4 separate regions of the Mus musculus genome follow, and all the other regions are linked to region 1. A link is a loop called in an ENCODE intact Hi-C map of the cell type or tissue named here. Cell type or tissue: heart. All regions are shown on one strand.

Region 1 (4,000 bases):
TTCCGCTACCTTCCCCCCATGCGTTGCCGTTTTCTTTTTATTATGACTGAGAAATGTTTAGTTTGCGAGAGGTCGTGCATCTCACAAAAATGATTTGACCTGGACTTCTTTATTCTCTACTACACTGGCGATATTTTTGCCTTTTTCTTTTCCAAATTAGTGGTGTGGTGGTAGAAACATCGGTTTTTACCTTTTCTGGAGAGATCTAAAGTCTCTTATGACAAAGTCGACATCGATATGTAGTTCTGTTCAAAACAAAACAAAACAACCCTGTACACTTAAATGCTGTGTCAAAAGAGTAGCGGGATTGTGGAATTCCCAAAGATTAGCAGTTTTCTTTAAACACCTGTTAGCTTTCCAGCTGTGGGATGGGGTGGGGTGGAGGGGACGGGAAGGGACAGGGACATAAATCTTCCATCTTGAACCTCGGTAGTTACAGTCACCAAGATGTTGGTGATATTCATGAAATTTAACGAAGCTTAAGAAAATGGTTTATTTTAGAGGAAGATTGAAGGCAATTATTCGATATTTGCTTTTTTTAAAATTTGTCTTGGGATAGTTAATTTGCCAGAGGTTACAAATTCAGCTCAACAATCTGTTTTTAAAAGGACATTGTGTTTATACAATGACTTGCAAATACAACTTGGGTTCATGAAAATGACCCTTTTTCTTTTCTGAAAGAAAAGACAATTTAACTCAGAAAAGTGCACGTGCTTTCCCGCCTGCGAGTGCGCTCATATGTGAGCTTTGAGTTTGATAAGATAGTAGTAGTAAGTGCTGAGGGGAGAGAGCATCTACTGAGAAGGTGATGGGAATATGAGAATTATGAGGAAAAACAATAGGACATGCTTCTAATGGAGAATACACACACACACACTCATGTGTGTGACATGAAAGTAAAAGAGGGACTTTGGGAAGATAGATACAGATTCCATTATTTGTTATGTCAGTTAAAAATAATGAAAAGACAGCAAGGACACTGAGACTAAAATAGGCAGGAACAAGATTGCTTTGTTGCTGTTTTGAGTGAAGTTGATTTGGTAAGGAAGAGAGAGAATGTAAAACCCTCCTGGGGGTGCTTACCACAATGACATTAATCAGAGGAGCGCTACTTTGGGTGCTGCATGGATGCTCAGTTCAACTTTATATGTTGATACATTTAGAAAATATTTATTTGGAGGATAAGTTATATAAAGAGAAACAAAAATCTACTTGTGACAAGTCTAACAAACTAATAGTTTTTTTTACCCTTTTCTTAGGAGTCTTAGCAAACCTTTTTCTTATTTTATTGGTATTAGAATTTCTGTTGAATATTCTGTGTCATGTTTATCGTTTACCGTGGTGCTAATCATCTGAAAGGAATGAGCTGTCTGGTAGTAATCTTCAAGCTGATAGACTTAGTATATGTATCCTTAGTGACTGATTTTTAAAAATTTATTATTCATATTGTATTTGTTATAAAATGTATGTAAAATAGAAATTGTCACAGGATAAGACAAGTATAATTGAAAATTGATACTGTCTATTGGATAATTTTGCATGCTTATTTATAACGCTTCTTATAAAACTTGGCTGACTGTAATGTGATAGTCTTCTGTCCAGTTATCCAGCAGAGGTCATCCATGAGCATCTGGAAGGGAAAAGGTTGGATTGTACATGCTAGATAGAGCTTGCTTTCTTCTTTCTTTCCTTCTTTCTTTTCTTTTCCTTCTTTCTTTTCTTTTCTTTTCCTTTCTTTCTTTCTTTCTTTCTTTCTTTCTTTCTTTCTTTCTTTCTTTCTTTTTTCCTTCCTTCCTTCCTTCCTTCCTTCCTTCCTTTCTTTCTTTCTTTCTTCTTCTTCTTTTCTTTCTTTCTTTTCTTTTCTTTTTCTTTTTATATGTATATTTTATTAATTAATTGAGAATTTAATACAGTGTATTTTGATCACATTCACTCCACTCCTCCAGCTCCTCCTAAATTCACATCCCATTCCATAACCATTGAAGTTTTTGTTCTTGCTCTTTTTTTTTCCCATTTTTTATTAGGTATTTAGCTCATTTACATTTCCAATGCTATACCAAAAGTCCCCCATACCCACCCACCCCCAATCCCCTACCCACCCACTCCCCCTTTTTGGCCCTGGCGTTCCCCTGTACTGGGGCATATAAAGTTTGCGTGTCCAATGGGCCTCTCTTTCCAGTGATGGCCGACTAGGCCATCTTTTGATACATATGCAGCTAGAGTCAAGAGCTCTTTTTTTTAAAGCCATTAAATTCAGTTAGTATTGTCTGTATTCATTTGGTTATATGGCCATCATCAGAATGTTGGATCTACTGGGGCCCACACCCTTGACTGGAAAAAAAAAATTAAAGGAGGACATGGCTGTTCCTGGATTTGTTGTAACAGAAGGGTGATTGTATATATGAGGGAGAAAACAGCCAGAGGCATCTAGAAGGATCTAGAGTGGATATGAGTGGCAGACTGAGCTGGGTCATGTGAGGAGGGAGGAGAGGACAGGAAGAGAGGGCAACCTTGAGCAGCAGCCAAGAGACAAAAAGGCCAAAAAGGAACAAAAGGCCTGGCGTTGCTGAAATGGCTGGAGGGGGATGGGCAGCCCAGCCTCTGACTGGAGAGTTCAGGGTAGAGGTGGGATATGCCAGCCAGGAGGACCTTGTAACAGATAAGGACTGAGGGATGATGGGAGAACCTGGCAGCCAGGTCAACTTTGATATGTTTAATGAATACTTCAGCTAGTGTTCTTGGCAAACTCTTGTCCCAGGTTTAAGACCTAACAACTTTGAATTAGAAAATTAATTGCTCTCTCCTCCTTTCTGGTATTGGGGAATTGAACTCAAATCTTCATGCATGCTAAGGATATATAATGTATCACTGACCTACCTCTGAATTACAGTCCATCCCTCAACTATATCAATATGAAGATGGAAATGAGTTTAGAATTATGGCATTGCAACCAAGAAAACAGTTTGGAAAACTGAGATAGAGATTAATGTTGGCATCTTTTGTCTACAGATGTGTGTGTGTGTGTGTGTGTGTGTGTGTGTGTGTGTGTGTATGATCCATTTAAAGGGTATCATATGTCTAAAAAAGACATTAAAGATGCAAATTAGATAATCTGAAGTGTGTTTTTTTTAGAGCTTCATTTAGAGTTTGAGGTAGCCAGAAGCAAAGAGATCTAGTGTCTGTGGCAGGTTCAGTTCAGACATCTGGCAAGTTGAAAGTTGAATTGTAATTAAAGGGCAATTTCTTAGGAACAAGCCAAAGATGTCAGAAACCACAGAAAAGAGAAGAGGTGGAGAGGAGTAAATGATTCTGGAGAGTCAAAGCAGGCACAGTGAACTAAAAGAACAATACAAGGGCAGGGCAGCTTGGGGCAGCATGGTGTTCTGCTTCTCTGTAAGTCAAAGAGGAAGAGCCTTGAGTCCATAGGGACCCAACAGAAGCCATGAGGCAGGAGGTGAGTGCAGAACCAGGAGAGCTGGAGGGCGGGATGCTTTCTCCTGGAGAGGCCCCTTGCATTTAAAGGATCCGGATATTGTCATTAGTTAGTCACATAATATTGTATGTTAACATTATATGTTATTTTACACAGCATTTGAAAAACTTTGGGCTACCTGATGATTATGGCATCAAGAAACATCTGGTGTGTGAGAAGAAACTTTCTCTTTGATTTAAGAGGCTGGATGCTTCAGTATTCAGCAGAAGTTTTCCTCAAGTCGATTTCATTCAGGACGTTTAGTGTGGAATGCGACAGTAAGGACAAGGAGTCTTTGGAGGAGGAGAGGGAGGACCTGCTGAGCAACTTAGTCACCATGGGCGTTGATATCGACATGGCAAGGAGGCGACAGCCTGGAGTTTTTAACAAGGCTGTTACGAATGAGCAGGAGCTGAAGATATTCCTTCTGTCCAAGGGAGCTAGTGACAAAGTGATTGGTAGCATCATATCAAGATATCCACGAGCTATAACACGCACTCCTGAAAGTCTTTCAAAACGGTGGGATCT
Region 2 (4,000 bases), 560 kb after region 1:
CTGGGCTCATGGGCGGGTGTGGTGGGACTCCTCCACCTCCCTGGAGGTGAGGGCAAGGGATGGCATAACTCTTGCAGCTCTGGGCCACCCAGCTGCGCTCCCACTGGTCCCGAAAGGCCTGTTCATAGAAGTAGCAGGCGATGACGATGGTGGCCGGCACAGTGTAGAGGACACTGAAGACTCCGATGCGCACCATGAGCTTCTCCAGCTTCTCTGTCTTGGTGCCGTCATGCTTCATGATGGTGCGGATGCGGAAGAGTGACACGAAACCGGCCAGCAGGAAAGAAGTGCCAATGAACAGATAAACGAAGAGAGGCGCCAGCACAAAGCCACGCAGTGCGTCCACGTTGTTGAGCCCCACAAAACACACTCCGCTCAGTACGTCGCCATCCACCTGGCCCAACGCCAAGATGGTTATAGTTTTGATGGCTGGCACAGCCCAGGCGGCTAAATGGAAATACTGTGAGTTGGCCTCGATGGCTTCGTGGCCCCACTTCATGCCGGCTGCCAGGAACCAGGTGAGGGACAGGATCACCCACCAGATGGAGCTGGCCATGCTGAAGAAGTAGAGCATCATAAAGAGTATAGTGCAGCCTTCTTTCTTAGTGCCCTGCGCCACCGTGCGCGCCCCGTCCTCTGCAAACTTGTCGTTGCACACCACCCGGTCCTCCAACAGAAAGCCAGCGATGTAGGCCACCGCCACCGCTGTGTAACAGCCGGACAGGAAAATGATGGGCCGTTCCGGGTAGCTGAAGCGCCGCATGTCCACTAGGTACGTGAGCACCGTGAAGAGCGTGGAGGCGCAGCACAGCACGGACCAGATGCCTATCCAGGTGCGCGAGAAGCGCAGCTCCTCTGGCCCGAAGTACATGAGCCCGTAAACCTTGGTGGGTTCGCAGGGTGCGCCGCAGTCCTTCTCCCCCAGAAAGTGGTAGTTGAGGTAGGAGGGCACCCTGAGGGCGCGCGGGCAGGAGAACTTTCCCCGCTCCACCGTCCCGGCACCCCCCGGGTAGCCGCCGCGGTAACCACCGCCGCCGTGCTGCGGATTACTGGTCCAGAACTCTGGTAGCAAGGAGGGAGTTGGGGTGCCTTTGTCGGACGTGTTCTGGCCCACGCACAGCTCTCCTGCGCCGTGCACCGGGAACTTCTCGCACTTGAGTGTGTCTGGCCACTGGAAGCCGAACTTGTTCATGAGCGCCTCGCAGCCCTGGCGTGCGCGCTCGCACAGGGAGCGGCAGGGCGGTAGCGCCTGCTCCAGTACGGTGCACACAGGCGCGTACATGGAGCACAGGAAGAACTTGAGCTCGGCGGAGCACTGCACCTTCACCAGAGGGTAGAACTGGTGCACCTCCAGACCGGCGTCCTCCTGATTCGTGTGGCCCAGCAGGTTGGGCATGATGGTCTGGTTGTACGCGATGTCCGTGCACAGCGGGATGGAGATGGGCTGGCAGTAGCCGTGGTCCGGGATGGAGATGCCCCGTTCGCCGTTGTACTGCTGCCCGCTCTGCTGGGGCTGGGGCGGCGGCGGGGCTTGCTGGCCCGGCCCGGATACCTGGCCCGCCGCCTGCGCTCGGACCCCCAAAAGCAGAGGAGCCTCCAGCAACCAAAGCAGCAGCAGCAGCCCGCTAGCCCAACGCCGGGGATCAGCCCGGGGGCGGCGGTGGCTGGCCGTGTCCTCGTGCCCCACCTCCTCCCGCCGGCCCGGGAGTGCTTCGGCACAAAGTTCCAAGCTCAGCCGGCCGGCGGCCCGGGACTCGCTAGGCGCCGCCTCCTCAGCCATACTTTTTCGGCTCCCTCCTCGGCGCGGATTGACTGGGACGGGCAGCGGCGCGGCGGGTGGTGGCTCCCACTGTGATCCGGGAGAGCTGGTCGCCCGTGCCCTCCGTCGGGGTGCGGCCGCTCTCTGCCCGCTCCCCGGGATTCTGCTCCGCGTCCCGCAGCCGCCGCCGCCGCCGCGGAAACTTGCGGTTCATGAAGCGCGGGCGGCGAGGAGAGCAAGAGTGGTCCAGGCGCGCCGGGGTCGCGTCCCTCTTCCCTGGCCCGCGGCAGGCTGTGGCTCTTGTCAGGCGGCGCCGCGTTAGTGGTCGCAGCCGGGCAGAGGAGCGCCCAACTCTCGGCAGCCTAGCCGCCCTGGGTCCCCCCTGCGCCTCCGCCTCCTCCTTCTCCGCCGCCGCCTGACCATTTGTGTCAATCCCTCAACTCGCAGCCTCTGCTCTCCCTCGCGCGCCCTCCAACGGGTTTCTAGGCGCCCCCCAGTCTGTCTTTCACCGGGAGGGAGGAGCCTTGAAACCGACGCGGAGCTGGCGGCTCAGGGACCGTCGCCCAATCGCAGCACCCGCTTCACAGCGCAAAGGGAGCCCTTTCCCTCCGAGCCCGGACTGGAGCCCGCAGCAGACCGGAGGAGGTGGAGGAAGTAGTGGTGGCGGTGGCAGAGACTCCGCTCCGGCACAAAGAGTAGCTATGAAGCCGGACAGGCTAGGTCGCTTTTGCTTTTGCAGAAGAAAGGGCGAGGACAAGTAAGAGAATGGTCCCATATGCGGCAGGAGATAATGAATAGGAGTCGGCTGGCCGCGGGGATTTAGCTCTGTCTTGCTTTTTATCTGTCTTCATATTTTATAATCCTACCCTCGACTCTCTGGTCACAGACTGCTACTTTGAGTGCTGCGTTCTGATTGCGTGCCCCTGACTTGAGAGTCGGGTTTCCTTTGAATTTAAGTCTGTCGAGGTTTTGTTTAAACTATGACTCCAATAAACCGTGGAGCTCACAGACTGGCCTTGGTGGACTTTGGACGCGCCATTTCCCCCGATCGCTGTCAAATGAAAGCAAAACGCAAAGTTTGGTGGGATGTAAATTGTAAACCCAGATGCTCCTGTGAGTAGTATGCGTCGTGTAGTCAAACTTTCCCCCTTCTCTTTAATGGTATCAGAAACAGAAGTAAAGGAAAACAGAAGCTATTCATTAAATGCTGGAGGAAAACCGGCTTGAGAACCAACGCATTGGGTGCTCCAGCGTGAGACACGGGAGCCATACATCCAGACAGGAGGATCAATCTGGGACCATTTGAGGGCCGCTTCTAAACACTGGGGACCCTGCAGGGTCTGTTGGGAACTTCTGAGGCCTGGGTCATTTAAGTTCCTCCTCAGTGGAAGTAGTCAAAGCTGAAGCTATTAGTTTGAAGGACAAAACACATGACCAAAGTGAGTCTGAAAGACCAAGCACAGTCAGTCAGTCGACTCAAACCAGGATAATCAACCTCAGCAGACACACATGCTTGTTCTTGCAAGTTTATTTTCAAGAACTTGTGTGAGTCGGATTTATCAATAAAGTGCTATTATGTTTTATTAATTCTATCAAGAGTCCCCCCCCCCTTCGATTAGACTTATCTCACGAGACTGTTCCCGAATTATTTTCTATCTTCTTTTATACAGATTCACTTTTCATTAGATATTATCTCACGAGACTGTTCCCGAATTATTTTCTATCTTCTTTTATACAGATTCACTTTTCATTAGATATTTACCAAGCATCCATGATACAGTGAGCACTGTCTCAGGAGGTAGGGAGCACAGAGGAAGCCCTGGCACATATTTAAAGGAGGGCATAGTACAGTGGGCACAGGAACGTCACCAGTGATGGCAGTGCCCACCCATTCTCAAAAGGGACGCAAGGGAAGTAAATGACCTGCTAACACGGGAGATGAGGAATGGGAGGGGTCATCGGAGAAATAGATGCAAAATGCAAAAGAGAAAAGCACAAAACAGAAAACAAAACAAAAAGGCAACAAACAAACAAACCCCTCAAGTTTCTGAGGGGCAGGCAAGGAGAACATGCCCTGGTCATGACAGGAAAGAAAGGGCTCTTTAGCTGGTACAAAATATCATGAACCAAACTGTTCAAACAATAGATAGCTAGTGCAGGTGGCTTTCCCCCACAGAAGCGGGAAGTGGTTCCAGGGCGACTGAAAGAGGGAGCAGGACTCAGGCTCGCGTGGAGAAACAT
Region 3 (4,000 bases), 90 kb before region 1:
AAGAAAATGAAAATTTTAGTTTTCATTTTATTAATAGGAAAGTTTCATATGATAGCCTGCTTAAGAATAATGTTTAAAAAAACCACACACACACACACAGTATAGTTAGACAAGGTTTAGCCTCAAAAGAACTCAAAACAGAAATGACTACACAGGAAGGCACTGCACACTCAAGGGGTGAAGGCTGGAAGATATGCCAAGGTGAGCCTTGGCTACATAACAAGTTCTACAGCCACCCTGGGATATAATAAATATCTCAGAAATGATGATGATGATAGTGAGCTTTTGAAATGTATCTAATGAAAGTAAGAAATAGTAACTGCCTATCGATCCCTTGGGTTCAGAGATTAGTTTTAAAGCAACTTGGTTGGAACTTAACGCTGGGTTAAGTTTTTACATCCCATTGTCAGTTTCGAAGGGATGGTTTTCAAAGCTACCAAATGTTGATTACAAGGGTATTCATGAACTATATTTGGAAGGCTTGAAATTAGTGGTTTGGTGTAGCGCTAAACTAGAGAAACAGTATTTTAACAGCATCACAGGAAAGCGCTTCCCACACTCTCAAGTCACTTATGAACTGTCTGCAATTTCCCTGACACTGCTATTAATCATCGTTATGCCCAATAGCCCACAGTATACTAAACACACAGGGCAGTATCAAGAGTGATGGCCACCGGGGATGCAGCTACCCTTAACTTGCCATCAAGGCCCTCACAAAGAGCCCAAACACCTCTGACAACCAACAGTAAAGTCAGTACAGTGCTCTGCACTTAAGAGTCATGGATGGCCAAGGCAATCAGACCAGCCAAATCCATCCAGCAAGGCCTCCAGTCTGCACATCCATCACTGACTACAAACGCTGCAAAGTAGGATCCTAGCCAGAAGTTCAAAGCCGCTATCACAGCAGAAACGGCGACGGCCAGCACAGCCCCCGAGTTCAGGTTCCAGCAAGGAGACCAGAAAGACCACCACAACAGCAAAGATCAGGCACGGGCGTCTGCAGCCGCCACCCCAGCCTCCCGCGCGCCCGCCACCGCTAGCGCCCCCCGAGCCCGCCCGCTTAGCCGGGGCACAGACTGAGGACCCCGAGGTGCACGTACCGCTCCAGCGGGCAGCTGGACCATGTGGCCCACGGCGAGACGGAACAGGTAGACGAGGCTGAGAGTGAAGGCGCAGGCGATGAGCAGCGTGGAAAGCAAGTTGCCTCCTGTCACCTGCTCCATCGCCTGTCCGAGCACCCAGCCGCCTGACTGCAGCAAGCCCAGAAGTACCATCCCGACCGTCGCTTCGATCCGCCCGGTAGGCTGGGGGCCGAGGTCGCACACCGCTTCTCGGAAAAGATGGAGCAGGAGAAGCCGGCAGATAGAAGTCGGGAGGCGGCCCCGGCCTGATGGCTTAGTCTGGCCCGGGCCCTTCACACGCCCACAGACAGCTCGCGCGCCACCAGGACGTCACAGACGGGGCGGGGCTTCTGGTGGCCACGCCTCCGTCTAGGTGCGGGGATTCTTGCGCCACCGAGGGGACCTGAGGAAGCAGGCTCTACCGTGGCACTTGGACTCGGTGAAGAAAGTGATGGCTGCACAAATGATCGCGCCCCGAGAACCGCAGACCACGAGGTCCCGCGTGCTTAACGAGCACGGCCCCGGCAGCGGGCACGGACGAGCCTGGCGGAGGGATCTCAGGACCAGATTGGTGGCGGACAGCGGCAGAGGCGAAGGCGCTCTGTGATTGCACCACGCGCTGCTGAGGTGATCTCGGCCTATGTGGCGTCAGCAGAGCTGGCGGCCCGGGCACCGCCCCCTCCGTGGGGCGCCCGCCTCTGCGGCTATTCGCGGAGATGTCACCTCTGGGCTTTGTGAGACCAGCCCTTCGTGAGCCCTGCACCACGAATCTTGGAAAAAAAAAAAAAACACTCCTGCAGATGCAACCTGGAGGGTGAGACCATCGGATCACCCGTACAATCTGCTTGACAGGTTGTTCGTGTAGGGCCACATTGCTAGCAAGTGATAGTTGTTTGGTGTGCTGCTGTACCAAGACAAGTCTTTTAAAATAAATACAGGCCATAAAGTAAACTGAGGCAGATGTCCCCAAACTCCTGTTCTGATAGCTGGATCTGAAGCAGGAGTTACCCTGATCTCACTACAAATAAAGCACCTCTGATGACATGTTTCCAAATTAACCCTCCTTCCAGATCTTTGGCAGGTACATTTATTTATTTAACCAGGGTTAAGAGCTAGATTTTTTGCTAAGTTTGGAGATGATTGTGCAGTGATTGGCAAAACTGCAAGCACCTCCAGGAATGAGTAAGATGGTCCAGCCACCGTCTAGATAATTCCACCTAGAGAGCTCACATTTTATCGTAGTCAGTCAGTGAAGCCCACTCATTACCTCTTCCCTAGGGTGACTGCCACCTGCCTATGTAGGAAGTGCCTAGTAGGAAGTCTATATAGGATGGACACTGCTGTATACCAATATCCTCCTGCCTCAGATCAGTCACAAAATCTTGTAACACTCCATTTTTATTGTCACTGCTGTAGGTAAGAGCCTCTTTATTTCTGGCAGTAGTATCTACAACAGGAATTTTGCTCACTCATTTCTAAGCCTGTCTTGTGTGCTACGTCTTGACTTACTGGAGTGACTTCAGGCCATTGTTGAACTTGAAAATTGCTAGGGGAAAGACCAGTTCCACAATTATCCAATTAAAGAAAGCTTTATTTAATACTGGCCAGGAAGATGGACACTGGCCAGGTCCATACCCATGATTCCCAAAGAATGGCCTCAAGCTACATTAGACAGGTGCCTGTAGAGGCCAAGCCCACAAAGCTATGGTGCTTCCAGCCTTAGTCCACTGGGGACAAGCATCCTTCCAGTCAATGCATCTCCTGCCTGTGTATCATCAAGCACCTCCTGTGCAGCTGGTGCAACCAACCTTGTCTACGGAAGTGAAAGTACATGAACAACAGACTCCAGAATACCAGGATGTTATCTGTCAGTGGGCAAGTGGGCCTTAACATTGCACACTAGGAATCTCAAATATGGAAATCCTAAAAGATCAAAACCCTTAAATAAAGATCAAAGGTACAGTGTTATTAAAAAAAAATGATGCTGTTGATCTGTTTTTGAGTTACAGTTCTGGCAGGCCTGGACCTCTATGTATACTAGGCTGACCTCATTCTCACAGAGGTCCACAAGCCTCTGTAGCTGGATTGATAGGTGGGATCCAAGATATATGCCATCACAGCCAGCCCAAATTCTAAAACTTAACAGTTAAGGAAGATTAATTTGAGTATCATGTATAAGTATGGCAATATTTCATATACCATCTTATACAATAAAATAGTAATTACATTTTTTCAATCACAAACTTTCAGGCATAATTATGACAGTTGCTCTAAACAATGATTAGTCAAAAAGTGAACTATAGTTTATAATACCAAACACTGGGAGGCAAAGGCATGTGGATGTCAGCGAGTTTGAGGCCACCCTGGTCTACATAGTGAGTTCAAGGACAGCCAAGTCTACATAGTAATGATCTATGTCAAATACCCTGTCAAAATGAATCTATGAATGTATATCACCACGATTGGTAATTATCTGTAGCTGGCTTTATAACTACAACCTGAAATACCATGACAACCCAAGTTAATGAGACTAAACAAAATTGTTATGAGTTACAGATTACCATGTGGTCCAAAGAGCCAAGATCCCAAAGAGTATTTTTGTATGTACTGACAAAGTTTCAGTACACAATGTTTACAAACAAAAGTTACTTGTAATGCATTTTTGTAGACTCAATGTTAGAAAATAAAAATGTGTAAAACAAGTCTTTATACAAGTCTAAAAGTCTTGACACACTGGATATAATGTAAAGAAATCATGGCAAGTTGTCAGAAATAATGGTAATCATCAAAAAAAGTTTAAAAACTTGCTGGCTGTAATATTTCATAACTATCACCTTGTTGGGGCTGGCCTGTAGCTCTCATGTCTGGGTTCGAGCCTG
Region 4 (4,000 bases), 570 kb after region 1:
TGTCAAATTGCCAGTCTTTGCACAAGCAGATGATTTAGTCCCTCCCCAAAACTATAAGGGCCACAAATTATGTGGCTTATACTGACATCTTTGCTTAGAAGACATTATTGCCTGCAATCTTATTTCACTCCATGCTAGTCTGGTAAGTGGCCACTTTTCATAGTAAGAATTTCAGATTGCACCCAAGAGGCCTCCTTCGGCCTTCTTCTTGTTCTGTTCTGAGTACCGCCCCAAAATCAAAGGCGAGCATCTTGGCTTATCCATTGGTGATGTTGCAAAGAAACGAGGAGCAATGTGGAACAACACTGCAGCGGATGATGAACAGCCCTACGAGAAGAAGGCTGCCAAGCTGAAGGGGAAGTACGAGAGGATATTGCTGCCTACAGAGCTAAAGGAAAACCCGATGCAGGGAGAAAGTGGGTGGTCAAGGCTGAAAAGAGAAAGAAAAAGAAGGAAAGGAAAGATGATGAGGAAGATGAAGAAGATGAAGAAGAAGAGGAAGATGAAGATGATGAAGATGATAATGAATAAGTTGGTTCTAGTGCAGTTTTTTTTCTTGTCTATAAAGCATTTAACCCCCCTGTACACAACTCACTCCTTTTAAAGAAAAAAAATTGAAATGTAAGGCTGTGTAAGATTTGTTTTTAAACTGTACAGTGTCTTTTTTTTTTTTTTTTTTTTTTGGTATAGTTAACACACTACCTAATGTGTCTTTAGATAGCCCTGTCCTGGTAGTATTTTCAATAGCCACTAACCTTGCTTGGTACAGTCTGGGGGTTGTAAATTGTCATGGAAATTGAAAGTAGGTTCTTGTTGGTGCACAGCACAAATTGGTTACTTATGGGTACTGTTTTCTTTTCTTTTGGTGTTATTTTGGGGTTTTTTTTTTTCCATCTTCAGTTGTCTCTGATGCAGCTTATACAAAGATAATTGTTGTTCTGTTTACTGAATACCACTCTGTAATTGCAAAAAAAAATGCTGTTTCGTTGACATCCTGTATCCTAAGTAAATACAATTTTTTTATTAAAGAAAAACTTAATAACCTGTGAGCTCTAAAATGAGGCTCCCAACATTGTTACCACACACACTGGCCACAGAGGCACCAAGGAAGACAAACACTACCCTTGGCCTCTGTTGCCAAAAAGCTCATTAGGAAATACAAAATTCTTCCAAGAACGTAGCTCTGAGACAGCCATTTGAATCTTTGGTATAATGATAGCAAGCACTATAAAGGCAAGGTCAAAAGGCCATTACACTTGACCTTGATAGCAACCAGGCTACCATAGTGTGCCAGCCTTAGTTTGAGAAAATGTGCCTGCCTGCAAGGTGATAAAACAGTAAGTTTAATGTAGACTTTTCCCTGAGAGAAGTGTTTGCCTAGGGTAGACCATTTGCTGCTCTGCTCTGTAGTCTCACGTTGAATTCTACATTGAAATAAATGACCATTCAGTAGAACATTCTCGATGCCAGGTAAAAGGCAAGAAGTATTCCTCTCTGGTAAGCCTATCATGTTTAATTTAGCCTCAGTTTCTTTATGTGCAACTCCATGGGCATTGCTTATCTTCTGGCTTCTATCAGTATGTGTGTTTACATTTGGAAGCCAGAATATTAATCAACAGGCAAGTGACTTTGCAAGAACTCTCATAGCTCTCTGACTTCGCAAATTTCTCTTCATCATGGACCTGATAAGATGGAATGCAGTAAGTGTCTACTTAAACTGTTCTCAGCAGCACAGAAGAGAATCTGATTGCATGCACTGACTGCTGTGCGTCCCCTGGGGGCCTCTCAGGTCACATGGCCCCATGTACTGAGGGCCCTTCAGATTGCCACAGACCATGTAGCTTAGACGGAAAATAAGATGCAGTGATTACCAAATGCACATGGACTGAAAAGCGTGCATACAGATAAAGGTTTGTTATGATGTTCTGATATGGTGAAATTTCCCCCTTGAATCTCATTATTGCCCCGCATTCATTAGTTTCCAAATGTCCCCCAGTGTTGTACAGAAAAATGTTCCAAGTGTAGTGGTGTAACAGTGCGTCCATTCATATATCTCATAATTGCTGAGATCAGTAGAAATTACTGGAAATGCAACTGAGAGGATACTAATTGCTAATGAGTGTCTTAGGCAGTTGTGAGTTCAAGCAAGAAGGGGCAGAGGGATCCACTTCCAAAAGGAACTCTGATGATACTGCCATCCAGAGAGAGTACAAGTGACCTCACCTACAGTAACCATTGCAGGGCTTGCTAAACAGTAGCTGGGGGTTTCAGCAGGCAGCAGGGAGCTGTGTGCTCTTTGACGGTTGAGCCTCAGAAATGGCATAGTATGGCTTCGAAAATATTCTCACAACCGTCCTTGAGCAGAAGGAGGTGCAGGGGACACACCACATGAGTGGGAACACTGTGCGTGTAGAATGTATAGCAATGAAGAATGTCTGAGGTACTGAGAAATCAGAATTTACAGTATATAATTACACTATCTTATAGGGTTAAAGATAGTTGTGGTATTGATGCAGCAATTGCTCACTGTGTTGTTGTAGGTTTTCAATCAAACTTTTGTTATCATCATTTCATAGACTAGGAAAGGGAAACATGAGGAGGAGAAAAAATTAGTCACACCCTGATGAACAGAACAATGGAGAACAAGGCTGGCTGGCTGGAAAATAAAGGAGCTTAACCAGTAGGCTAAAGTTTTCCTCTTCAGCTAGCTAGACTAAAGAGCTGCTCAAAAATTATTTTTAAAGATATCGCTTTCTTTATTTGGAGAACTCTTGAATAAAATTGTTTCTGAAACAGATTTAGTGGCCCTGGGTACACAGCAAACAGACAAAAATACCTCACCCCTACATAGGCACCTGTACCTCAGCAGAGTATTTTCCTGACAAGACTGGGCAAGCTCAGACTGATGGAGCTGAAGCCTTCCCCAAGAAGAATGAGATGAGTCACCAGGCCTGAGGCTTGCTGGCCTGTGACTGCTGGGAAATCAGCTTTTGTCCTTGACACTTAGGTGGATGTCACCCCACAGTTCAGAAATGGTTGACATCCAGAACTGAACTCTTATCAAGACACGTTTGAGGCAAAGTTATTTTATCTTTCAGGGCAATTAGGAAACAGATCACTAACAGAATTACAAAGCCCCGTTCCTTAAACTCAGATTTCACACATCAGACTGAGTTATCTAGCAAGTTCATGTTCTACCAAAACTATAAAATTACAAAGAAACACATTTATTGATAAATTAGAAGTCCATGTTCTGCAGGAGCCTGCAGTTTACTAAAATCCCTCAATGTTCGGGTAGAGGAGTATAATAACCCTTGTGATGCCAACCATGGGAATGCTAGGAATGGAGAATATGGGCGTGTTCAGAGCTCTGCGGCTTTAGAACCAATTTGGTTGCTGAAATTTCAACCCACCAGCCTTTCCCCCTTGATTTCCTAGTATATGGGAATTGTTATAGGCAAGAAATGGCATTTCTCTTATGTCTCTTATTTCTACCCACCCCTAAGCTTCTGTGCCTGGCACAAGTGGCTGTCATGGCTGCTCTGGCCTCTGCATGTTGGAACCATCAGAGGCTCTAGGAAGTTCTGGATGTCCTTCCACTGCTTCTCTGGTAAGTTACAACTTGTCCTAGTTATTTTTTGTCAACTTGACACAAGGTAGAGTTATCTGGAAACTCAACTGAGAAAAATGTCTCCTTCAGTTTGCTTGTAAACAAATCCATAGAGTGTTTTCTTGGTTACTGATTGATGTGGAAAGATCCAGCTCACCAGGACCAATGCAGTGTCCTTCTCCCTTCTATAAGTGGTCCTTGGTTATACAAGAAAGCAGGCTGAGCAAGACATGAGGAACAACCTAGTAAAAAGTATTTTTTCATGGTCTTTACATCAATTCCTGCCTTCAGATTCCTGTCTTAAGTTCCTGCCCTGACTTCCTTTGGTGGTGAAGTGTGATCTGAGTTGGAAGCTGAAATAAACTTTCCTCCACAAGTTGCTTTTGGTCA

Evidence for each region. Hi-C counts contacts between places; a loop is a spot of excess contacts. Peaks named below come from ENCODE experiments on the same cell type or tissue, not always from the same donor. Only the 100,000 strongest peaks of a DNase experiment are listed, where the experiment ranks them.
Region 2: it touches region 1 in a loop (2.3-fold over the local background); 4 of 42 quality-filtered maps call a loop at or near these places.
Region 3: a loop joins it to region 1, with 5 times the contacts of the local background. A loop is called at or near these places in 22 of 42 quality-filtered maps.
Region 4: it touches region 1 in a loop (4-fold over the local background); 4 of 42 quality-filtered maps call a loop at or near these places.

The regions. Positions count from the first base shown.
Region 1 is chr5:4,192,747-4,196,746 of GRCm38, forward strand. Mterf1b (mitochondrial transcription termination factor 1b) reads left to right here. Exons shown (of 2, transcript NM_001042670.1): 2 at 3,590-4,000. The coding sequence starts at 3,615. Among named protein-coding and RNA genes, the nearest start is that of Mterf1b, 2.4 kb to the left of the region's middle. In heart, a CTCF peak has its summit at 1,610 (motif pointing right); no DNase peak of the experiment used is centred here; H3K4me3 peaks cover 829 bases.
Region 2 is chr5:4,755,801-4,759,800 of GRCm38, forward strand. Fzd1 (frizzled class receptor 1) reads right to left here and starts at 2,416. Exons shown (of 1, transcript NM_021457.3): 1 at 1-2,416. The coding sequence starts at 1,780. In heart, a CTCF peak has its summit at 2,283; DNase peaks (open chromatin) are centred at 551, 1,561 and 2,331; H3K4me3 peaks cover 3,376 bases; H3K27ac peaks cover 3,310 bases.
Region 3 is chr5:4,103,034-4,107,033 of GRCm38, forward strand. Cyp51 (cytochrome P450, family 51) reads right to left here and starts at 1,664. Exons shown (of 10, transcript NM_020010.2): 1 at 1,101-1,664. The coding sequence starts at 1,274. In heart, no CTCF peak of the experiment used is centred here; DNase peaks (open chromatin) are centred at 1,458 and 1,718; H3K4me3 peaks cover 2,228 bases; H3K27ac peaks cover 2,178 bases.
Region 4 is chr5:4,765,134-4,769,133 of GRCm38, forward strand. No RefSeq gene overlaps it. Among named protein-coding and RNA genes, the nearest start is that of Fzd1, 8.9 kb to the left of the region's middle. In heart, no CTCF peak of the experiment used is centred here; no DNase peak of the experiment used is centred here.